Linked DNA regions of Homo sapiens: region 2 is linked to region 1. The links are chromatin loops, found by intact Hi-C in ENCODE. Cell type or tissue: HCT116. All regions are shown on one strand. Each heading gives the region's core, and the rest is flanking DNA. Links, peaks and the distances in the headings are about the cores only. Region 1 has its middle 37 kb from the start of LINC01307. Region 2 overlaps CDC14A (cell division cycle 14A).

Region 1 (12,816 bases), core at 5,421-9,420:
ATAAGTACAGGCTAGGTGCCTTAGGTTCAAATCCTAGCTCAGTCATTTACTAGCTATGTGACCTAGGGTGACTGACCATCCCAGTTTGCCCAGGACTGTCCTGGTTTTAGCACTGAAAGTCCTGCAGTCTGGGAACTCCCTCAATCCTGGACAAACTGGGACAGTTGATCGCCCCAGTTAGTCACTTGCACTTATCTATAAAATACGGAAATTTCTTATTTTTTGTATCGTGAGTTTGGTGTGAGGGTCAAATGAGATAATGTGAAAGAATTTTGTAAATTATAAACTGCTATATAGACATAAAATACATTCCGCTTGTCTTGTTTTCTTGTCTCAGGTACATGTAGCAAAAAGCTTGGCTATAGAACTGAATTTGACACTAGGGCTAAGGCAGGCACTGAGGGATGGGGGACCCCTGGACTCCTCAGGCTCTGGGAAAGTTTCCATCTGACTGCAAAGTTTGGGGCCTGAGGGGACAGCATATTGCATCAGAATCCAGCAGGCAAATTGTAAAGAGATCCATACAAGCTGGCAGTGGGCTTCTGGTATGTTCTCAAAGCACAGTTGTCTGCAAGTAGGCACCAGGGCAATAGCCATAGGCCTGACAGCTTAGGAATCTCTTTGGGAGGGGATTGGCAAGAGCAGCCCAGGTGTTCTAGCAGAGGGACCTGGAGTATTGGGACAATACCTATAACAGCATGAACAGGACCAAAACAGGCACCAAGGCAGAGCCCTGTTACCAGACCAAGACCCAAGGCTGAGGATGGATCCTTAGTCAAGATGACTCAAAGCTGGGCCCCAGAATGTGAGGCTGAGGATGGAGGTAGGAAGAAGTGTCTGTGAGAGGAAGATGGGGTAAGAAAAGTAGATTTTACAACTCGGCTGCAGACAGACCTTAGCTGCACGGTTTTACTATCTTTTTACAGTTTGATATTCCAGAAGAGCTGATTACACACTCCCAACTCTGTGTTTGTATCACTTTTTAAAAACTGTCTTCTCATTACTTTTCTGTTTATTTTAAAAATGATATTCAGCACATTTTTTTTCAAAGAATTCACACCATGTGCCACATCTGGGGAACAGTGAACAAACACCTCCCATGTGCTAGGTCATGAGCTCACATCGCTGTGAGGCAGGTATTATTTCTCCCATTTTATACGCAGGGAAATAAGGTTCAGAGAAGTCAGCTAACTAACATAAGTTTACCCAGTAAGTCATGAAGTTAGGATTTGAACTCAGTTCTGACTTATGCAAAAACCTACGGTCATTCCATTCAGGGATCCAGCTTCTCAGTTGGAGTCCTCAAAGAATGAGTGAGATAATGCATCACTCATTCAGGTTATCACCCTGTCCACAGTTGGGTTACTTGTTTTTCTTATAAGCATGTATTGTCTCCCTCATTTACCGAACCCACCATGATTATAAACTTCTCATTTGGATCCAAATCATCATCAATCCAGAAAGTCCTTGGAGTCAGTGCCACTTACAGTGCTGGTCTGCAGACTGTTACCGTTTCACAAAGATAAGGGACTTGGGCCAGAATGTAAATCAAATACTTCACTAAGCACACTGTGTAGTATGACTGACTTATTTTCCCCCCTAAAGCAAGACTTTTTATGATGAAGCAATAAGTGCCTGCCTTGACTTTACATTCTGGCACAAGTTCTTTATCTCATAACAGATCAGGAAAAACAGTTGGAGGACAGACATTGGTCCAGAAGTTGGCATTTGCCCAAGGACAACACTTTTGAGTAACGCTGCTGAAGTTAACATCCCCTCTCCTTCTTACCCCTTGCTGTCATCAACTGTGGATAATTGTACCAGCCTCTCAGATGGTCTCTCTGCTTCCAGTATTTCTCCTCTAATGTATTCTCCGCTCTGTTGCCAGAGAAATCTTTCTTAAATGCAAACTTGTTTGTGACACTTGTGTACTTAAAACCCTTCAATGGCCCCCACTTTCTCCTAGATAAAGTCCAAACTCCTTCACAGGGGGCCTGGCTTTGCTGATCCTCGCCAGCTTTATTTCCTTCTAGGTTCCAGTTTTGCTGAGTCCCGAGTAGTTGCATACGTGAGCCACGTTCTCACATCACGACTTTGTATGTGCTGTTCTGCAGTCCCTGTTGCTCTCTGGCCCTCTTCTCTCCCTCCTCGCCCCGTCTCACACACAGGCATTCTCTTGGCCTGGCTAATCTCTACTGATCCTTTAAACAAGAACTTCCAAGGGATATGAGAATAGAGGTGGGATTTGTAAGATTTTATTGTTTCAGATTTAGAAGTTGGATAGGTGGAGAGGAGCAGGGAAGACCATGCAGTAGGGATTAGGGAGCAGAATTATGGAGATCATTTAGAAGGCTGTTGCCAGACCTGTGGTGAAAATTGCCTGGGAGTGAGGCAAGGAAAATAAGGGATGTGGTGTGGAGAAAAGCTTCCCCCTAAAGCAGTATTGGTGGCCCCTGGCAATCAATCACAGGTGGAGTGATTGATTCTGAGCAAAGAGGTAATGCAACATGGTAAACAGAGACAGTTCCTACAGACAGACTTTTCTGGGGTGCTTTGGCAGTGGCCAAAGGCCTTGGAAGACTTGGAAGAAGGACTTCCCACTTTGGCTGCTGAAGTACTCCTGTCTCTGAAGGGCTTGAAAGCACTACTATTAAGCAAGGAATGGCTACTGCTAGCCTGGGAAAATGGTGGTGGGCTTGGCAAGTTGCAGGAGGCAATTAAATTGTATCCATCCCCTCCTCCCACACGCTCTGAGTTTGGAGGCTGTGGACCGCAAGGATGTCAGCTCTAAAAACATTTGACAGCCCTGGGGAGAGTCTCTGGTTCTTCCTTATCCATGACAGGCAAGGCAGACCACAGGTCACAGTTTCTCCCTGGCCTCTGTTAGCCTCTGATAAGCAAAACCTTCGGTGGGGAGAAATTGTTCTACTTTTTTACTTACTCAGATATAGTGAAATGTGTGCTTTTTCCCACTTCTGGGAAGCTAAGATTTATTAGAATCTGCAGATTGCTTCCTTCAAGTAAACATTATATAAAAGGGTCCTAGTTTCCTAGTGGGAGTTTAGTTTGTAGGCTAGTTCTACAAAGAGATAAATAGGGGTTTGTCCATTGTGTGCTCTCCAAATGCTCTATAAAGATTAACTCATTAATCCTCAGCCTCCTTGTGAGGATTGTTATCCTTCTTTTTCAGCCGTGGAATTGGGACGAAGTGCTGCACGGAGGGGCCTTGCCCAAGGCTACGCAGCTGGTAGACGGGGAAATGAGGCGGTTGCCGGCCGCCTCGCAGGCAGCTTTCCCTGTGAGGAAGGAGGTGCCTCGGGCCTCTGAAGAGGTAGCTGGGATAGCCTGAAATGAGCTGCTGAAAGCCCACGCTTCAGAAAGACAAAAAGCAAGCAAAACACACTGATGTGGTTGACACTCGCTGAGGATGTGCGATAACACAGACAGTGCCCGGGTTGAAGTGGGCCTTCCAGAGTTCCGTGGCAGCCGTGAAAGGAAAGTTAAATGAATAATGGCAATAACATTGTAAAGGAATGCTTCAGTACCTGAAATGTAAAGTGCATGAATGCTTACCAAAATTTGTCGTATTGTTATACTATTGCCTTATGTTTGTACGGTGCTTTCCAGTTCTGAAAGTGCTTTCACATGTTAAATGATTTGCTCACAATAGTTTTTCAAAGCAAATAGGTAGATATGGGTGGAATGACGTCTCCCCCTTCCCAAATTCATGTGTTGAAACTCTAAGCCCCAGTACTTCAGAATGTGACTGTATTGGGACACAGGGCCTTTAAAGACTTGAACAAGCTAAAATAAGGCCCTTAGCGTGGCCCTAATTCAATCTGACCAGTCCTTAGCAGAAGAGGAAATGAGAACACACAGATAGACAGCAGAGGTGCCAACATAACAGAGGAAAGGCCACGTGAAGACACAGCAAGGAGGTGGCCGTCTCCAAGCCAAGGAGAGAGGAGAAACCAAACCCGCTGACACCTTGATCTTGGACTTCCAGCTTCCAGAGCTGCAAGAAATAAATTTCTGTTGTTTAAACCACTCAATCTGTCATCTTTTGTTATGGCAGCCCTAGCAAACTAATATAGTAGACCATTTTGGAACACCTTTAAACATGTTAGAAATACTCATTTCTAACTAGAAAATATTAGTCACATAACAATTAGTTACATAACTTCCATACTGTCTCAGTAATAATAATATTAAAGATGACTCACACCTACTGAGCCTTCACCGTGTGCCAGACACCATGTAAATGTCCTACTTCATTTAATCCTCATAAAATGCCTCCAAATAAACAAATAGGGAAGAAGAAATAGCTCTTCCTTACAGTAGAATTTCAGTTGATACATGTAGAAGGAATCAGAAAAATAGAAGATTAATATTTGGCAAATGCCATAGTAGTAATTGCTGTAGGCAAGCCCCATGGATGGATACTATAATTAGTTGGTGAAAGTATGAGAAATAGAATATTTGTATAGTCTCAAAGTATCTCCCTAAAAGATATTTACTAATTACAAAGGGAAAAAATAGTAAGCTTAACAGTGGAGAAACCCAACATACATCACTTTAACCAAGTGGTCAAGAATAACCTCATCAATAATAGGACATACCAAGATCATGTACCTCCAGATATGATGCACTGAGAAGGGCACAATATCCTATTTGTGCCATTCTTGCCAAAAATGCATAACTTCAATCTATTCATGAGAAAACCTGGGGGACATTTTGAAAATAACTGTCCTGGATTTTCCAAAACTATCACTGATTGAAGAAGATGAAGAAGATATAATAGCTAAATGCAATATGAGATCCTGGATTGGATCAAAAAAAAGAAATCTGTGGGAAAACTGGTGAAATTCAAACAAGGTCTGTAGATTTGGTTAATATTGTTGTATCAATGTCTATTTCCTGGTTTTGATAATTGCATTACATTTATGTAAGATACTAATATTTCAATAAACTGGGTGAAGTGTATATAGAAACTACAATTTTTGCAACTTTACTGTAAGTCTAAAGTTATTTCAAAGTAGAATTTCTTAAAAAAACCTTCATGTTCTAATGAGTGTACAGTTTCCGTTATGCAAGATGAATAAGTTTTAGAGATCTGCTGTGCAACATTAATGTATTGTGCACTTATGAATTTGTCAAGAGGGCAGATCTCATGGTAAGTACTCTTACCACAGTAAAAAACAAACAAATAAAAATCCCTTTTAACTAGGTGCTATTAATATTTTCTCAAGTAAGTTGGCTTACTCAGGGTGAGACAACTTGTTAAGGGTGGAGCAAAGCTATGTACTCAGGCTGTCTGACTCTAGAGCTTATCCTGTACCCTATGATATATCCTCTTAGTACTTTTAGGAGACAGTGGAATTGTTAGCTTAGTTTTAATTTTTCATAGACTTGTATTCCTTTAGTCCTATGTTATAAAAAGCTTTTTCTAAATCATCCTGCCTCCCTTTAGTCCATGTGGAGGAGATTCTGGCAGAGTTGTTGAGTCAGAAGAAATACAAGCATGAGTAGGACACTGTACTGGAAACCATTGCCCACACAAAGAAGTAGCCGACTTCTCTGCTCTCCTCAGGAACTTACAAAGAGCTGAGACAGACAAAAGACAACTAACAATACAGAGCAGAAAACAAGCACCAACAAAGTAGTAGAGGCTCTGTGTGCCATGGGATGTTAGAGGAGAGAGGCCTGGTATAAGCTTCCTGATGGAAGGAGGAGGTGACATTTGACCTGAGCCTTCAGGAATGAGAAAGATTGCCAAAAAAAAAAAAAAAAAAAAAACAAGAAAAAGAAAAAGAAAAAAGGAAAACCATGGGGAAGAACATTGTAGATAGATAGAGAAATTGCAGCCATCGGAGGTCTGTTGCCTTGCCACCTGTTGCCCCTCATGTGCAGCAAGTCAATAGATCGAGACATGGGGTTGCAGCAGAGAATGAGGTTTAATAACAGGACCACCAAATGAGGACATTGGAAGGAACCTCAAATCCACCTCCTAAAGGAATTTGTGGCTAGGGGTTATAGAGGTTTGGGAGTAGGCTGAAATTTGGAGATCATTGATTGATCAAAGAGTGGAGGGTGAAGTCAGGGCAAGGAGATGAAGAAGCTGTATTTTCATGCCAATTCCATTCCTCCTCAGTGGGGGTCTTCAAACTGGTTAGCATCAGCTATTTTGCTGGAATTTGGGATCTGAAAAACATCTTAAACGGTTCCTAAACAAAAGCCTTATGATTCTAATGTCAGAGATCCTGTCTACAGGAGCAGTGGAGATGCAAATCAATTCTTAAAGTCTTATGATCCTAATGCCAGAAATACTATCTAGGCTGGGCTGAGAGACTGAGGCAGGAGGATCGCCGGAACCCAGAAGTTTGAGACCAGCCTGGGCAACGTGGCAAGACCTTAATTCTACAATTAAAAAAAAAAAATTAGATGAGCATGGTGGCATGCACCTGTAGTCCCAGTTACCCTGGAGGCTAAGGTGGGAGGGATCACTTGAGCCCAGGAGGTCAAGGCTGCAGCAAGCTGCGATTGTGTCACTGCATTCCAGCCTGGGTGACAGAGTAAGACCCTGTCTCAAAAAAATAAATTAATAAATTAATAATAATAATAAAAAAAGAAATCCTATCTATAGGAACGATGGGGATGCCAATGATCAATATCTAGTGCTACGTTATTTTCAGCAACAAGAAAGTGGATCAAATTACAGCTTGATTAATATTTCATTACATCTATATTTCTGTTCAGAACCCAGCATGCAATTCTTGTCGACTCTGTGAGGACAGTTCCAAAATGACTTAGGGAAAAATAAATGGAGGGCCGAGCATGGTGGCTCATGCCTGTAATCCCAGCACTTTGGGAGGCCGAGGTAGGTGGATGATCTGAGGTCAGGAGTTTGAGACCAGCCTGGCCAAGATGGCGAAACCCTGTCTCTACTAAAAGTACAAAAATTAGCTGGGGGTGGTGGCGGGCTCCTATAATCCCAGCTACTCAGGAGGCTGAGGCAGGAGAATTGCTTGAACCCAGGAGGCGAAGGTTGCAGTGAGCCGAGGTTGCGCTACTGCTCTCCAGCCTGGGGGACAGGAGATTCCATCTGAAAAAAAAAAAAAAAAGCATGCACATGCACCTGTAGTCGCAGCTACACAGGAGGCTGAGGGAGGAGAATCTCTAGAAACCTGGGGGCAGAGGTTGCAGTGAGCCGAGATCATGCCACTGCACTCCAGCCTGGGTGACAGAGTGAGACTCTGTCTCCAAAATAAATAAATAAATAAATGGAGGTGGAAAAGCCCAAGAGAGTTGACCAGACCAGCTAGACTGCAATGCACAGTCACTGTGTATTTCAGACAAAGATATTCTAGCAGGGATCCCAATCTCAAATGCCTTCCAGGGCCATACACATGTGTGGGGCATGGAATAAGATATTGAAGAATGATGGGAGTTCTGGCAAATTAGAGAGGGCTTGCCAAAAAGCATTACAGATTAAAACAAAACAACAAAACCAAATACTACCCTAGACAAACACATTGCTGACCAGATTCTGCCCAAAGGCTGTTGATTTGAGCCTACTTGTGACATAAACTAAAACATTCTTAGCTGTTACAATGGTAGCACAACTTATCAAACGAATGAATTATTTGGAGCTTTGTACTAAGGCTGTGTATTCAGATGTGTAGTCAGTTGTGTGATATTAATTCATTGTTACACTTTCTAAGGGTTCTAGGTCAGCAGCAGTATTGTTGTTAGGACATTACTGCCACCTAGTGGTCATTAGGGCTGTGCCAGCACCAAAGAAATCTGTGTATGGAGCTTTCATCTTCCAAATGTTTGTCTTGTGACGCATGCCACAAAACACTCAGATAAGCTACATAAACCTTTTTATACTGCAGTGGTAAACAGCTCACAAGTGGTGAGGACTGTTGCTGTTGTATAATTAATGTTGTGACTGGGCGGCTTGTGTTTACTTAGTTGGTGTCTGGTCCGTACATTTTTTTCTGCCGCTGTTGTTGTGTTTGTACTAATGCTATCTCTTTGGCATAGGTATAGAAGTTCATCAAGTATCTGAGAGGCTGTGTTGAAAGGATTAAATGTTTGAGGGGGCAAAGAAAAAAAAACACTGGAGAAATAATCAGATTTTGATGTATATGTTAGCTGTGTGACTTTGAACAAGTCACTGGGTCTCTCTCTCTATCAGTTCTGGCTGCTCAAAAATGTGCGGTTGGACCAGATGTGGTGGCTTACCCCTATAATCCCAGCACTTTGGGAGGCCAAGGAGGGAGGATTGCTTGAGGCCAGGAGTTCGAGACCAGGCTTGGCAACATAGTGAGACCTGTCATTACAAAAAATAAGAAAACAAAAATGTGGGAGTGAAATGGTTTAGCAGTTCTCCACCAAACCCCATGTGGGGGAGGCGTCGTCTGAGGAACATCATGGGTTTAGAAATCTTCATGGATCTTTGTCTGGGTGTGAGGGCTTGGGATGAGGGGAAGAGGTTGAAAAGGAAGGTCCAGACTGTTTTAACCAGAACAGGCCCCACTATAAAAAGTTAATTCAAAAAATTTTATTTTTGAATAGGTAATCCATGTAAGTGATTCAAAATTCAAGAGGTAGAAAAGAGCACATAGCAAAAAGTCTCCTCACTAATCTGCCCCACATTAGAGTAAACCAATGTCACAATCTATTATCTATATTTTTGGAGATATTCCCCCATATTGCCCCACCTCTTTCTTTTATTAACACAAATAATAACATCATACACAGTTCTATAATGCTTCTTTTTATCTATTTATATATTGCAGTTTCATATAACATTTCACTTATTCTTCAGTATGCTCAGACATAGATATATAAAATTTGACTAGATGCTCTAGAAATCTCTTTTGTAAGGGCATTGACCCTTTTTTACTTTTACTCTTTTAAATGTTTTTAGAGACAGGGTCTCACTTTGTCACCCAGGCTGTAGTGCAGTGGTGTGATCATAGCTCACTGCAGCCTTGACCTCCTGGGCTCAAGAGATCCTTCTGCTTCCAGAGTTGCTGGGATTACAGGCATGAGGCACCATGCTTGGCAGCATTGACTCTTAAGCTCACATTTTTAATCTAATATAAAATAAATGATCCATAGATTTGTAGCTATGCAGAGACAAAAACCATTTGTCTTGGTGTCAGACCTCCGAGAGACAGGAAGAGAGTGAGCCCTAGGAGAAGGCCTCTTTCAATATTTTCAGCTACAAGGCTTGTTTGACTGCTGTTAACCATAATCCGTAATCATGATCCACAGTAAGCAAAGCATGGGGGAGCACAACAGCACAGAAGCTGCTCCATAGGCTGAGAACAATGGCTCACACCTGTAATTCCAGTACTTGGAAGACTGAGGCAAGAGGTTCGCTTGGCCTAGGAGTTTGAGGCCAGCCTGGGCAACATAGCAAGACCTCATCTTTATTTTAAAATAAATAAATAAATAAATAAATAAATAAATAAATAAATAAATAAGAAAGAAACTGCTCAGGCACAGTGCTGGATGTATCCACAGCTGTAAACGAATTTGAAGGTTTGGGAAGGATAGAGTAAGAAGGTGAGGAGCAATCACTTTAGAAATCTTGTTACATTTTAAGTTAAGTAGAGATAGACTGCTTCTTCCACAGATTTCTCTATTGGATTTTTTCTTTCTTTCTTTCTTTAAACAGGATCAAATTTCCCTTAGAACAGCGACTCTCAACCCTAATTGCACGTTTGAATCATCTGGGAGCTTTCAGAAACTCCCACAGTCAGAGCCCCATCTGTAGGATTCTGATTTAATTTGTTTGGGGGGGTGAGGCTTAGCACCTGGCATTTTTGGAAAGCTCCGTAGATGATTCTAGATGCAGCCAGGTGACAACAGAGCTGTAGCTTCCGAGTGACTGGCTAGTGATGCAGCTCCTTTCTGCTCTACTGGGTGGTTGTCTCCAGGCAAATGGCCCAGATTCCTTCTCTGCTTCCTTCCTTTAACCTTCCCTTTCTGCCTTCTTTTTATTGCATGATCACTATCTGTCTTGGATTGTTGCTTGTTTTGATGTTTATCAGTCTCTGGAGCATACAGATCCCCCTCAGGTAGTCTGAGCTGGAAACTGTCAACTCCTACCCTTTGCAGTTTCTCTCAGATTCAGCTACTAAACATGTCACCTGAGGGCTGTGGTTCATAAGTTCTAGGTCGGAGGTTCTTAGACTAGCAGCATCAGCACCACCTCAGAAGTTCTTAGAAAATCAAATTCTCAGCCCATCTCAGGTCTAATTTAGCTCACTAAATTAGAAACTTTGTGGGTGGGACTAAGGGTATTTTATTGGTAGCCTTGAACCACAAGCTTGTAGCATTTGGAATTAGTTGTGCTGTCATGGGTGCTCTATCTTGAGGCTTTGGTATGCATGTTGGGCACCCAGAGGCTGAACAAGTTGCAATCTTCCTTCAGTGCCCCCACCATTTCCATCTTACCTTGGTGCTAGAGATAAACTGGGCTTCTTTCCTGATTTCTCTCCTTTGCACCTGAGCACTCCACGATGCTAGGTCCTTCCCAAACTCAGTCCATGCACCCCTACCCCCACCATCCTCATCCCCTGTAACTCCTGATCCTAGGAGAGACCTCTCCAGTTCCCCCAAGCGAGAAACAGATTTTCCCAAGGGGAGTGCCTGGAAGACTTTATGTTTATACTTAGTAACTTCATTTGCCAGACTGCCCAGCAGGACTAAGCCTCTTCCTCCTTTGTGGCTTTGCTGATGACTCTGCTCTGAAGCCTGATGATTTAACTAATTGGTGCTAAATTTTCCTGTACAGAGACATGATTTTATCAGCTGTAATTATCAAGCAATGGGACCTGATTTGGTTTTAAGCAGTCCTAGAACTTAAGCACCTCAGTGAATGTTGTCCTTCAAAGTAGTTATCAGGGGAAGCCACCCACTTATTCTAACAAGGCTGTCATTGTTGAAAATCTGACTGAAAACACTCTCCTGGGTCTGATGCAATCCAGAGTCTGATGTTTGTGCTCCTGCCTGATCGGGTTGCATCTTCCACCACCATCTCCCACGTGCCCATTGCTTTAACCACACAGCAGTTTCCTATTTCCTGAACTTACCCTGCACTTTCACATCTCCATGACTTTGTTATTCTTATTCAGCTTGGATTGCTCTTTTTATGCCTTTCTTTCCTTATTAAAATTCTGTTTTTCCTCCAACGGCCAACTAAGATGCTACTTTTCCTATGATGCTTTTCCTTATTCTTCAAATCAAAAAGATGGCTTGCTTTCTTCTCACATGTCATAGTATTTCACTTTTGCTGGTAATGAAGCATGTTTGCTTGAGTAAGTATTCCCTTCTAATGTACGCTTCTTGACAGCAGGGACCATGGAAACCATCCATTCCTCTTTCAGTGTCCAACACAGTAAGAGGTTGACAGCTGTCTATGAAGAGCCTCCATAAGGAACCAAGTGAGGAAATCAATTTATTTAGTTTATGTGTTTATTGAGTTTACCTATTTAGTTTATTTATCACTCTGTCACCCAGGCTGGATGGCACAATTATAGCTCACTGTAGCCTCAACCTCCTGGGCTCTAGGGATCTGCCTGCCTCAGCCTCCTAAGTAGTTGGGACCACAGGCACATGTCACCATACTGGGCTATGGTTTTTTGTTTGTTTGTTTTTGTTTGTTTTGTTGTTTGTTTTTTGTTTGTTTGTTTGTTTTCAATGGAGTCTTGTTCTGTTGCCTAGGATGGAGTGCAGTGGCACCATCTCTGTTCACCACAACCTCCACCTCCTGGATTCAAGCAATTCTCCTGCCTCAGCAGGACAATTGTAATCCCAAGTAGCTGGGATTACAGCCGCCCATCACCACACTCAGCTAATTTTTGTATTTTTAGTAGAGAGGGGGTTTCACTATGTTGGCCAGGCTGGTCTCGAACTCCTGGCCTCAGGTGATCTGCCCACCTCAGCCTCTCAGAGTGCTGGGATTACAGCAGTGAGCCACCGCACCCGGCCTACTGGGCTAATTTTTAAAGTTTGTTTCTAGATACAAGGTCTTGCTGTGTTGCCCAGGCTGGTCTTGAGCTCCTGGCCTCAAGCGATACTCCCACCTTGACCTCCCAAAGTGTTGGGATTATAGGCATAAGCCACCATGTCCAGTTTATTTAGTTTATTATTTAAAAATGGTATTATACCGTGTCTGATCACTACTTTAATCACTGTAATTAGGAACAAAGGACTTTAAGCTATTTCACACAATCATTCATCTTAAAGGATAAAGATTCAATGAATTTTAGGAATAAAGAAAAAATGTGTCAGGCGTGATGGCTCACACCTGTAATCCCAGCACTTCGGCAAGCTGAGGTGGGAGGTTTGCTTGAGCCATGGGGGGGTGGAGGTTGCAGTGAGCTGAGATCATACCACTTCACTCCAGCCTGGAAGACACTGTCTCAAAAAAAAAAAAAAAAAAAAAAAAAAGTTAAAGAAACGATATATCCCTAAGCACTAGCAGCTGGGACTAAGTATATAACCTCCCAGTAAAATACTTTGAAGGGGGACAGTGTGCCTTTTCTTTGTTAAAGGCCCTTCCTGTTGCTAGAAGCATATCCTCTGTGATATTAATGTATTTTCAAAAGGGCTTTGAGCTCCTGCAGCAGAAAAAAGTGCTACAAAGTCTAGCAGCATCTCAGAAAATTGGGACAGATGGCCTCAGGTTTCTCTACGTCAGTGCATCTCTGTGGTTTCAATTTTTTGACCACCAAAAGGAGGAATTGGATTTGATGAACCCAGTGGTTGCAGTGGCTCTGGGAAAGCAATGTGGTT
Region 2 (12,816 bases), core at 7,685-11,684, 820 kb before region 1:
GTGCTGGGATTACAGGCGCGAGCCGCCACGCCCAGCTGGAGATATTATGTTTATTACAACTAGATTAAATGCAGTTCAGATGTTTATAAGATGGTATGCACAGTTTCACATATAACTTTTTATAACTGGGAAAAAAATCTGCATTAAAAAATGACAATTATATTTTATAGCCAAGTTTTGATTTTCATGGAAATGATAATGGGTAATATAAGTAATTAAAGTAATGGCTCCAGTTTTTTTTTGATGGCCATATTCCAATTTGTTTAACAAATATTTATTGTGTTCTTATGGTAGAGTACAGAGTCTATATTGGGTCAGTTTTCTACTGTTGAGGTCCTTGCCATATAATGGGGGGAGAAAGCTTTTTATATGGATGGTAACGGATGGCCCAGTGAAGAGAACAACATTGCTTCCCTGCCCTGAGGATGGAGACAAGGAGGGCAAGGGTAGGGGTAGGTGGGGAGGGGGTGGTGGTGGTAAAGACAGCGTAAGTGAAGAGGTGATATATATATTTTGTGATGCATTGCACAAATGCCTTCTAATGACTGCAAAATTTGGGGTAACCTTACTCGTGCCCCAGTGTCCCATGGTTCGGAGGCACATGGGGAAGGGAAGAAAATGGGGGAGATGATGGAGCCATGGGAATGTGCTTGGCTACTTTCTTGGTCTTCTTAAGCCTTTTCTGAGGATCTCTTAGCGTGTTTAGACTAGAGGCTGATAACTGGTGCTCAAAGTCAGCCAATGGGCATGTTTTATTTGGTTTCACAGGAGTTAAAAACCTAATTTAAAAAGTCAACATTTTAAAAAGAGAGTTTTCACATGAAAATTCAGTTGGAAGATCAGCTGTGTTCAGTTGGCTTTCCTACAAGGTGTCTCATTAGCTGGAGTGGAGGAGCACCTGACTCTATGTATGTCCCTTGCTTGAATCTTGTTATCCTCCAGAGTACAGCTTGGCTGACTCTGGTTTGTGGAATGGATGCGCCAATATCACTCGCTCCTGCCTTTTGCCATTTCCCCCTCTAAAAATCAGCATTGACAAGAGATAACAGCCCTATAAAAAGAGAAAAAAAATTGGAAGTGTATTCATCAGGAGCTTGATATTTACAGATGTTTTTTCATTGTTTAAAATATGTTTACTACATTCATGGAAAGTTTTCATATTTCCCATTTTCTCTTATTTATCGCCAAGACAAGCAATGTTTGTTTCCATTTCATTTCTTTGCAGTGGCCAGGAAACAAACATTTTATGCAAAATACCTCTGCCGTAAATAAAAGTTTCTAAACATTTCATACAGTCTAGACACAAGTTTTTCTAAAGCGGATTGAATTCCTAAATAGCATTTTGAGAATCAGGTGCATGTTTTTATTTTAAGCTATGTTTGTCTACATGTATGTCTAATTAGTACTAAGAGTGAAAAGCAGTTTTATTTGTAAGGGTTTCCTAAATTGTATAAGAATTATAAAATATTTTTCTTCTCTTTTCTTACAAAATTCTGCCAGCGAGTTGAAAATGGTGACTTCAACTGGATTGTTCCAGGAAAATTTTTAGCATTTAGTGGACCACATCCTAAAAGCAAAATTGAGAATGGTAGGTTTTTTTTTCCTTTACCATCCAAACATTTATTTTGATTTATCTTTCTAAGTTTCTTAACTTCCTCAGATAATTATTTTCTTTGGTAATATTCTCCAAAGAATATTTATTCATAATTTAAAAAATTGAACAGTAGTAATAGTGTGTTAAATATTGTATTTCCAGTAGGTGGAGCTATAATCACTGTTTTAGAACTTAACAAATTTTTAGCTTGCCATAAATAGGATGTTCACTTTACCTGACCCCCAATTATTAGAGAAGAATCTGAGAAACAAACTGGTCAAACTCATAAGCAGATTGCTGTATTCTTTCAGTGGTTCTCAGATTTATTTGTTGGTAGAGTGCTACACATCAAGATGTTCTTTGGGTAACACCATGTTGAATAATGATGATGAAGACAATCTGTCATTTACTGAATACTTAGGTGCTAGTTACACAGATCACAGCATTTATCTCTTTTAACACTCAACACAACTCTATGAGATACAGATATTGTTATCTGCATTTTAGGGAGGAGTAAATTGAGCCTTATTAGTAGAGAATTTGCCCAAGGTCACAAAGTAATAGGCAGAACTGGTACTCCAAACCAGAGGAGGGCTCCTAAACATTGCCACTACACTGATACACTTAGTTCCATTGTGACAACTAGGTACAATTTTCTAGCTGACAGTGGTTAAACTACTTATTTGCAGCATAATTTATTGCCATGGGCATACATATTTAGGAAAAAAATAAAAACAAAACTAAAAATAAACCTTTTGAATGAAACATGATCAGCTATGCAAGTTTTCCCATTAAGACTTATTTTGTACTTACTAATTTTTTCTATCTACTAATATTCCCTAGAAAACAAGTAATGATAGACAACAGAGGTTCAAGAATAATTTACAAGAGAAGTACATAAAATTGAAAAAATATCCATGAACAAAATATCCCCCCCCCTTTTTTTTTCTATCTGATCATAGAGGTGGAATACCAGTGTTCTGAGGGAACCTAACTTGAAACCTCTGGTCTAGATTTATTCTTCAGCTGGGCATGGTGGCATGTGCCTGCAATCCCAGCACTTTGGAAGGCTGAGGTGGGAGGATTGCTTAAGGCCAGAAGTTCAAGACCAGCCTCGGCAACATAGCAAAACCCTGTCTCTTAAAAAAAAAAAAAGATTTATTTTTCTTTAATCATCATATTCTAGAATCTAGTTTCATTGTATATTGTTATTCATGCATTTAGGTTTTATAATTTGAGCTTTCATAAATATGCTTATCATTTCATACCTGTGACATATTTAATAGGGAACTCTGCTTGAATCATGATTTTACCATGCGAATGGGCAATCCAGGTCTAGAGAGTTAAGCTCACAAACAGGATACCTCTATGGTGAAGTCAGAATTTGATCTTCTTACTTATAAGCTTGCTAAATAATCTTTTTTGGTCTGGACATTCAATAATTAACCTCTGTCATTTTGGGTTGTTAGGAATTACATGTTGAGAGCCTGAGGAAACTGCTTTCTGACAATTGGCCTTTCAAGATAAGACTGATTAAACCTGCTTTCTGTGCAAATTATCTGACTCAGGCCCAGGAAATGTTAGTAGGGATATTGTTTCAGTAGTAGTTTTGTTGTTGGGTATTTGGCAAAGTCGAAAGACTTTCACCATTTGTGATTCATGTGTTTGACTACGTTTTCTTAATGAGAAATTGAGAGATATAATTGTAAAAGCCATTTAAAAGTTTTTATGTATATAGACATTGTATATTCTATGGATACATGCATTTTGAAAAAAATTTTTTTTTAACAAAAGTGGCATCATAACATAGTTAATATCTTACAGCCAGGTTTCTTCACTTAACATATCACGACTTCTTTTTATAGCAGTAAATGAAGATCCATGTAATCATTTTCCACGACTGCATTGCATTTTGTTCTACCATATGACTGTGCCATATTGTGTTAATTTATTTTTGGTTTTTGCTTTTGTTTATTTAGAGACAGGCTCTTGCTTTGTTGCCCAAGCTGGAGTGCAATGGTGTGATCATAGCTCATTGCAACCTTGAACTCCTGTCCTCAAATGATCTTCCTGCCTCAGCCTCCCAAGTAGCTGGGACTACAAGGCACAGCCCACCACACCTGGCTGGTTTTTTTTTTTTTTTTTAATTTTTAGTAGAGATGAGGTCTCTATGTTGCCCGGGCTGGTCTTGAACTGCTGGGCTCATGTGATCCTCCTGCCTCCCAAAGCACTAGGATTACAGATTTAAGCCACTGAGCCCAGCCTGTTAATTTATTTTTGGATGAGATCTAAGTTGTTTATCTCTTATTCTTACTCTTTTTTTCCTTTTTAAATTTCATCATCTATTTAACCAGATGAAGTTTTTCACTTTTTAAAAACTGCTGTGGTTGGCATAAATGTTCATACATCTTTTTGCAGCTGTAGTTTCTTCTCTAAATTGTTAGAAATAGAATCACTAGATAAAAGGATACGCAATTTTGTATAATAAGTTATAAGTGTCAAAAATATTTAAAACAATTTTTGGTCCTATATTTAATATGGGGAAAAAATTATAGCCACCATTCGCTTACCTGCCAGGAAGGGTGCTAAGCCTCTTGCATATACATCATCTATTTAATGATCAGAACAACCCTCTGGAGCAGGTGGTATTTATTTTATAGAAGAGAAGCTGGAGGCTTACAGGAATTACCTAACTTGTCCAGGTTCATAGGCCAGTAATTGTTGGCGTGTGGATTCAAACATTGGTCTGTTTAATTCTGAATTTTGTGTTGTTTTAAATTTTATTATAGAGGATGTACATGCTCACTCTAGAAAATTTAAGTAATATAAAGAGTAAAACTCTTTAAAAACATCATATAATCAAGAAATAATCACTTTAAGATATCGCTCTATATGCATATTTTATTCTATGCATGTATTGTGCCCTGTCATATTGACATAAAAAAATCTGAAAGTACATTTATCTCACCTTTGTCAGCTTTTATGATGCCTAGAACAATTTCATTTAAGGCTGCCATTGGTAAAATATTGCTATTTTACTGGAATTTCCATTTTAAGATCTAATATTCACTAGAAGCTTCACTATACTTTTTTGTAAAGTACTTTAACTTTGTAAATGCTTTTTGAAGTTGAGAAAATAATTTTGTGATGGAATTAATAAACCTGATCCAATTACAGTGACGTCTTGGTAATTTTTTTTTTTTTTTGAATTGAGAAACCTGTGTTTTTCTGAGGAGGCTGAAAGTCATTTTAGAGGCTCGTTAGAAAAGCTGAGGTTTTAAAGAAGTGATCAAGTAGCTGTTGCTAGGAGGTAGCTAAAGGAAGCTCTAAAATCTTGGGATCTGGGCAGAATGTATTATAAGAGCCTTAAGTGTGTGTTTGTGTCAATAGGGAACACTAGGAGTTTCTTTTAGCCATTTTGATTCACATTGTTTTGACAGTGGGGAAGAGAAGAGCCCTACTTTTTTTTGTTAAACATTTTTGAATTGATAAATGATGGATAACAGCAGAATGAAACAGATATTTTGGATTTCAGATTTTCTGTAAAAATGTCTCTTAAGTGTCACTGTCATTCTCACTTCTATTTAAACACACACACACACGCACACACACACACACACACACACACAGAGAGAGAGAGAGAGAGAAAGATAGCTTCAGACTGAGAATCCCGACCATTTGAGGCATCAGCCTGCTCCTTTAATGAGAGAAGCCCAGTGTCCCGTTTAGTAAAGAGCCTGGGCAGGTTGAAGCCTGGCTCCATTCCTTTTTGGCTGCGTGAACTTCAGTGAGTTCCACAGCTTCTCTGAGCATCAGTTTTCCTATATATCACAGTGGGAGAAATATGATCCTCACTGCAGGCACCTAGTGAGGATTAGAGATGTTATGTGAAGTGCCTTGCAGAGTATTGGGCACACATAATAGGCGTTTATTAGATAGCAGGTATTATGGTTACATTTTTATCATTAGCTGGCCTAATCAACAGATTTTATGTCTTTCTACATTTGCCTGCTCAGTTTGCAGTTTTTACTTTTAATAATGACTGAGTGAACTAGTCATTTGACTCTGCTGTTCTTCAGTTTTCGAACTTTAAAATGAGGGCCTGGGAAGAGATGAATAAAAACATCTCTTTTGACTCTGATACCGTGTTCATGTGTTTGGTCAGCTTAACTCCAGGACTTTGTTGTGGTTCAGTGATGCCAGCGCACCATCTTGTGGCCAGATGGAGTAAGGGTCGGATGAAGGCTCCATAAGTTCTGGGTCGGCACATTATACACATTGCTAAAACCAATCTCTCGCAAAAAGCACTCACGTACATCCGTAAAAGCCACAAACAGTTGTTCACAGGTCATAGGACATTTCCATTGTTCGTTATAATTTATTCTAAACAGTTTTAAGGATTTTTATAAAACCTACTCACCAATTCTAACCGCTCATGTTCATATCATGTTCTCTTATTTGGAGTCTTAACAGATAGAATCAAGTTGAATCTTACTTGAAATTAGCCCCAGCATGGGTGTTGGAATCTGACTGCCAGGATTGAAATACTGGCTCTACCTCTTACTAGCTGTATGTGTACGGGCCAGCTTTTCCAGGCACCAGAAATTGAGTAATTGTAGGTTTTAATGAGATAATCCACATAAAGCACTTAGCATAGTGGCTAGCATATAGTAAGTGCTTGATAAACGTTAGGTGCAATTATTGTTGTTATTATTATTTCAGTGCCCTGTTGCCATATTTGGACAATTTCTGTCCAGTGTTTTCTTCTCAAAAGATGTATACATCGTTTCTCTTAATAGTCTATTTAGGCATGTTAGCTATGCTGCCATTTACTCATGATGGAAATTCATATATGAAAAGAGAGATTCTTGCAGCCTTTGTTGCAGGGAGGAAGGGGATAGGCACTGAACCAATTGCTAACACAACGTGTGACAGGTGCTGTCATGGAGGTCCCAGGCATGCTAGCAACCCAGAGGCAGAAGCTCTCACCAGCCCGCCACACCAGGGCAGGCTGCCCAGGTGTTTATGAGCCCTTCTCCTCCCCATTCCTCACATGATAGAAAAACCGTTACTTCTTAATGCCAACTACAGTTCTTTTTTTGCTTTAGGCTATAAATCTGTTGCAGGGAAATAATTTGAGCAAGTAAACCAACTAGGAAAACAGACTTGATTTTTGCAGTTAGAAAAGCATGTTTTCTCCATGTTTGTGTAGGTTATTGTTTCTACACAGAAGATTTTAAATAAGCTCTGTTTTACCTGTTTGCTCAAAAGCAACATAGCCTGTGAAAATCACATATCTGAGCTGTGGATTAATTGGTCCTGCCTTCCAATTCTGTCTTCATCCTTTGTGTGACCTGGCCAAGTGTACCAGTTATGGCTGTCCAACTCTGGTAAAAGGCAGTTTTTGGAATATGTTGGGTAGCTCATAGACTTTAAGAAAAGGCTGGAGAACTAGGCTTAGAAGATGAACAGGACCCAAGTGGGAAAATGGGAACCACACTAGGCATTTCAAACATAAAGCATTTAATACAAGGAGTTTATTTCAAAGAAGACTAAAAAGTAAAAAGGCAACACTGAAGAAACCAGAATATGTTGGAGAAAACAGCTAGTACCTTTAAGGCTGGGGGGACAAAAGGGACAAAAGTGGAGTTAGCAGAACCTGCTCCTGTTTTCTGCTGCTGAAGTGATGCTGCCAGGAGGACAGGAAGAATTCCCTTCCTCCTCCTCAGGTTGAGGTTTAGTGCCTCCCATTTTTACAACCAATAGGAAGCCAGATAGAAAGGTAGTCTGGGAAATGTAGGGCGTAGTATATGGACTCCAGCCCCAGTGTCACAGAGCATAAGAGTCGGCTTGGAGCTGAGAGCTGACTAGCATAACAGGGATCCAAGGCAGCAAGAAATACAGCCAAGCACACAGCGTGGAAACAGTCTGGTTCACTTTGCTGGCTGCCGCCACCCCTGGAACCTCCCATCATGAATGGGTTCCAACTGAGATAATTGCACTCAGCTGGTATGTTAGGGTTCAGTGAATTCTGAATGGGTTACAGATGTGGCCATCAGTGTGCTGGGAACTTAGTCCCCTGAACTTTTGGAGCTGCCATTGCAAGGCCTGCAAAGGCCAAAGCCCCCAGTGGTTGCCTTGGCTGATTAGCTAAGGCTAGGTCTGTAACCCAGCTGACTGTGTAGCTCCCAGGAATACTCACATGATGGTGGAGCCACTCAAAAATAAAAGGGGATTTAAAGGTGGAGCATCTTCCTCCCTCAAAAAAAGGAAGTGTCCACAAAAGTTATTGTTTATTTTTAACTAAAAAAATTTATATTTTAATTGATAAAAATTATATATTTATGGTGTACAACAACTTTTGAAATATGTATACATCGTAGAATGGTTAAGTCAAGTCTTACTTAAGTATTCACATATTTATCATTTTTTGTGGTGAGAAGACTTAAATTTTACTTTCTAAATGACTTTAAAGTATATAATACATTGTTATTATAGTCACTATGTTGTACAATAGATCTCTGGGACATACTCCTTTCTAACTGAAATTTTGTTTTCTTTGACCAATATCCTCCCAACACCCCCTCTTTTAGTTTCTTAATCTGTTAAATGGAATTAGCCATACTTAAGAGATGGTTTTGAGAATTTGAAATGATACGCAATTGTGACTTGTACATAGTAGGTGCTTAATAATAATTGCTTCTGGGGAGCATTGTACTACAAATTAAAACTATACATATGGCAAAAAAGCTTCAGCTGTAGTTGAAAACTGTTTGTCAAGTAGAGAATAAAGCTCAAGAGAGAATAAAGTCACCATTCTAGGTCTGTTATGCACATTTGATTACTTCAAGAATGCTTTTGTCTTGGGAGTGGGAAGAGTATGCTCCCAGGATTCGAATCTAGAGGTTGAGATTTTGAACTTTAATGATGTATTTTCAGTACTTACAGAAGTTTTCTTTTTAACCTCCTGTGGTGCTTACAGTTATGCAGATTGATGCTTGTAGGAGCTTGCTGTGACCTCTTCTCTCACACAACACACTTTCCTCCCAAGCTTTGTTGAGATTTATACACTTCATTGTTGAGAGTTTTGTATTTCTGGGTTGTGGAAGATGAAATGCATGCCTTTTGCTTACTGCTCCTTTGTTCCTTTAGGTTATCCTCTTCACGCCCCTGAAGCCTACTTTCCTTATTTCAAAAAGCATAATGTGACTGCAGTTGTGAGGCTAAACAAAAAGATTTATGAGGCAAAGCGCTTCACAGACGCTGGCTTCGAGCACTATGACCTCTTCTTCATAGATGGCAGCACACCCAGTGACAACATCGTGCGAAGGTTCCTGAACATCTGTGAGAACACCGAAGGGGCCATCGCCGTTCACTGCAAAGGTGTGTGCAAGGCCTCGGTGGTGGTGGCTGTGCTTATCGAAGGGGCGGGCCAAGGAAGAGCAAATAACATAAAACAAAACCTGTTTAGTGTCTTAGAAAAACAATGAGGTTTTAAATTTCAGACAACTGGGACACAAACTCATTTTAATAACCCCTTCTTAAAGAAACGATTGCTTGGGTGTGGACAATTGGTGGTGGTGTGGCTTTCTTGATATGCCAGTTTTTCAGACCTTACCTTTCCAGGCCCACGTGCCACAATGAGGGGAAACACAGTAGCAGTGTCTTTAGGCTGCAGGAACACCTTTAAACAGGTAAAATTCTCAAGAGACAAGGGTTGTTAGTTTTCCTCTCTCCTTTGTTTTTTTTCAGAATTGCCCATCTCTTCTCCATCCTCTTGCACTGTCGTGGTTCTGTTTTATGACCCAGTTATCTGGACCCCCATTCCAGTCTCTGCTTTTCCCTCCCCTCCTAGTCTTTGGCTTCATGGAGCAGAGCGTCTTCCATGCCTGTTGCTAGGGGCAATCCGCTAGCTTACAATGCTGCTGATGTGATGCTGCCTCATGGAATAAACTTAAAGAGTTTGTTTTGCAAAAATCTCTGATCTCTGGGGGTGGATACTTTGGGGCAGGAATTGTTCAGACTATAGAAGGTTTAGGATTGCCAGATTTAGCAAATAAAAATACAGGCTGCCTAATTAAATTTGAAAGTTAGATAAACAATGAATACTTTTAAAACAAAAAGTATAAATATGTCCCAAATATTGCAGGGAACATGCATTCTGTATTTTATCTGGCAACCCCATGTCAGCTACTCAGAAAATATGACATGCCATTTGCTCTAAGCTTGTTTGACTTCGAGGAGGCTTAAAATCCACTCCATTCCAGATCTTTCGGTATGGATAATACTGGAAATATTCCAGATATTTTACTGGGTCTTTGATTTCAGCGAGGAGAAATCACTAGGGCCGCCCTGGGCTGGAGCCTCGAGTTCCTCATGTGCAGCTCCTCCTAGTGTCGCTGGGTGGTGCTGTGCTTATGGTTTTGGGTCTAGACCCGGTTTCCCTCTCATTTTATGCTAATCATCTAGTAGGTGTTGGGGAGGGTGCTGTTCTTTTCATGTGCCTAGTGCTGCTGTAACTGACTTATTCAGACGAGTATGGCTTTGGTTCTGACAGAAATTAAAATGCCGTTTTGTAGGCCCTTGTTTCTATGTTTAAGATTTGAGTAGGTGGAGGTACTTTGTGAACATGTGAGCAAAAATGGGAAGCTGCGGTTTCCCAGAGACCCAGAGAGATGGAAATGAGCAGCACGTGGCCTGGGTTTGGAGCAGGGCTCCCCATGCCAGGCTCCCTCCTCCTGGGTGGGCAGAGCTCTCCCTCCCCACCCTCCCCATTAGCTAGCAGGATGGGCCCTGGCTTTGTGGGATATCTTGTCTCTGGCGTGGAGTCTGTTAGGAAGGTGTCACTTGCTGGCTCATTTGTGGGTGCTGCTTTCAGGCCACAGTGGGGTGCCAGTGTGTTGGCTTGTCCCCATGTGATTCATTTGCACCCTGTTTGCTTTTCCATTGCATTTTGTTCAGTATTGCCCAGGTCCAAGAAAAAGCCCACATGTCACGTATTTTAAACAGCAATAGAACTTGAGAGCTAATGGGAACGTTTATATCAACGTTTAGCAGGAGATAATCCTATCTTCTCTTTCAAACTTTAGTTTTGTGCCATAAAAATTGTATTTTTTCCTGAGATTAATTTGGCCTTATTTCTTAGTTCAAGTAGTTTTATTATTACTACGTCGTAGAGTTTATCTGTGGATTAGCCATCCGTATCTTGGATTGACACATTCAAAGGAGAAGAACTGCAAAGCTTTCATTAAAACTCAGTGTGTTTCTTGATAGTATTTCTCACCTGAGAGACCTTGTGCAAAGAAAACTCTCTGGTGTTAAACATTCTTATTACAGATATTTTCTCTATATCCTTGACCTGTGAATGTTTACCTTTTAAAAAATATATGTATTTATTTTATATTGCAAATTTCTTTTCTTTTCTTTTCTTTTTTTTTTTTTTTGAGACAAAGAGTCTCGCTCTGTCACCCAGGCTGGAGTGCAATGGTGCGATCTCAGCTCACTGCAGCCTCTGCCTCCCAGGTTCAATCAATTCTCCTGCCTCAGCCTCCCAAGTATCTGGAATTACAGGTGCCCACCACCACTCCTGGCTAATTTTTTATATTTTTAGTAGAGATGGGGTTCTGCTGGCCAGAACTGGTCTTGAACTCCTAACCTCAGGAGAATGTTGGCCAGGCTGGTCTTGAACTCCTGACCTCAGGTCATCCACCTGCCTCAGCCTCCCAAAGTGCGGGGATTACAGGTGTGAGCCACCGTACCCAGTCTGTATTGTAGATGTTTTTATTTTAAATCAGAACCTTTAACATTGAAGTCAGTTCTTGTATAGGATAGTCACATTTACATGTGGTAATATCTTTTTGAGATTGTTATTTCATTTTCTTCCACTTGCACACACACGTAGGATTCTTTTATAAGGATTACACCTTTGGTTTAATTACAGCTGTATTGCTTTTCACAGCATACTTATCTACTATAGGCTTATTAATTATTTTGACATCTGCCCTAATTAAGTCAGCTTAGTTTTCTGGGAATTCAAGCAGCACTCAGTCTTTTAATTGAACTAAAAGAAGGAAGGAGAAAGAATCTTATCCTATGTCAAATGAACTTTGGTGGCTACTGAAAAGGGAATGAATATGTCATGCCTCAACGTAAAGTATTTTATACAGAGATAAACTAGAAACCAATTTGCTGGGGATTACATTTCAATATCTGCATTTCACTTTGTGGTTGATAAAAGAGATGGCTATGAATTCTTGAAATTCTCTACCACAAATAATAATCTAAAATACAGCAACGTTGTGATAGTCCAGTATGTGATTATCGATGTTCTATAGGGCTTTCAGAAAATGCCTGGAACTATAAAGCAATTGGTGTTTGACTTGGTATAAATAGAACACTTTTCAACATCTTGTCATGCTGTGCCAGGGAGCCCTTTAATTACAAATGCTTAAAAAATTTTGTTAAAGTTTTTATAGAAACTTAGTGAAATGTTCCTATTCAGTTCAGTTGTGGTAAGAGCTCCTAACTATTGAGTGCTAAGTGCGTTCTTTTTATAGATCAAAATTATAGACTCTTTTTTAAAAGGGGGAAGCTGCTTTAGTTTCAGAGAAATTGGAAAATTTCCTGCACCTCCTTTTTGGTTGTGAGTGTGAACAGGAGCCTAAGTGAGGGAGCCATCCAGGTCTTTGCACAGTGGGGAGCAGTGAGAGAGAGTGTTGTCTCCATAAGGAAGGCCCTTTTCTCTCCAGATAGACACCCAAATTGGTGACTTGAAGGAAGAACTCTGGAAACTCACTGGGCTCTGGCTTCTGCTCCAGGATGTCACCTGTGTTTTATCTATACGGTTGCCTATAGTCTTGCCAGGCATCTAGGGAATTAACAACGATAGGCACTGGGTGAAATAGAAGGCAAATTACGCAGAAATCTTAATCATAAAGGGAGAGCCCCACTGAGACCAAAATTAAACCTCACTCTTCGAAAGAACATTGATGTTTGATCTGGGGCAAGGGTTCCTTCAGATTAAAACAGAACACACACACACACCTCATCTAATGAAACAGAGTATGAATACTTCTTAAAAAGGAAGGGTTAGCCGGGAGTGGTGGCCCACGCCTGTAATCCTAGCACTTTGGGAGGCCGAGGAGGGCAGATCACCTGAGGTCAGGACTTCGAGACCAGACTGACCAACATGGAGAAACCCTGTCTCTACTAAAAATACAAAA

The links. A loop is a pair of places that touch in the nucleus more often than their neighbours do. Peaks named below come from ENCODE experiments on the same cell type or tissue, not always from the same donor. Only the 100,000 strongest peaks of a DNase experiment are listed, where the experiment ranks them.
Region 2: a loop joins it to region 1, with 8 times the contacts of the local background. A loop is called at or near these places in 2 of 110 quality-filtered maps.

The regions. Positions count from the first base shown.
Region 1 is chr1:101,280,842-101,293,657 of GRCh38, forward strand. No RefSeq gene overlaps it. Among named protein-coding and RNA genes, the nearest start is that of LINC01307, 37 kb to the right of the region's middle. In HCT116, for the core only: a CTCF peak has its summit at 7,785 (motif pointing left); a DNase peak (open chromatin) is centred at 7,770; H3K4me3 peaks cover 336 bases.
Region 2 is chr1:100,453,905-100,466,720 of GRCh38, forward strand. It overlaps CDC14A (cell division cycle 14A), which reads left to right. Exons shown (of 16, transcript NM_003672.4): 8 at 1,501-1,588; 9 at 8,747-8,977. Among named protein-coding and RNA genes, the nearest start is that of GPR88, 78 kb to the right of the region's middle. RefSeq lists enhancers at 8,244-8,865, 10,144-10,233. In HCT116, for the core only: a CTCF peak has its summit at 9,994; a DNase peak (open chromatin) is centred at 10,007.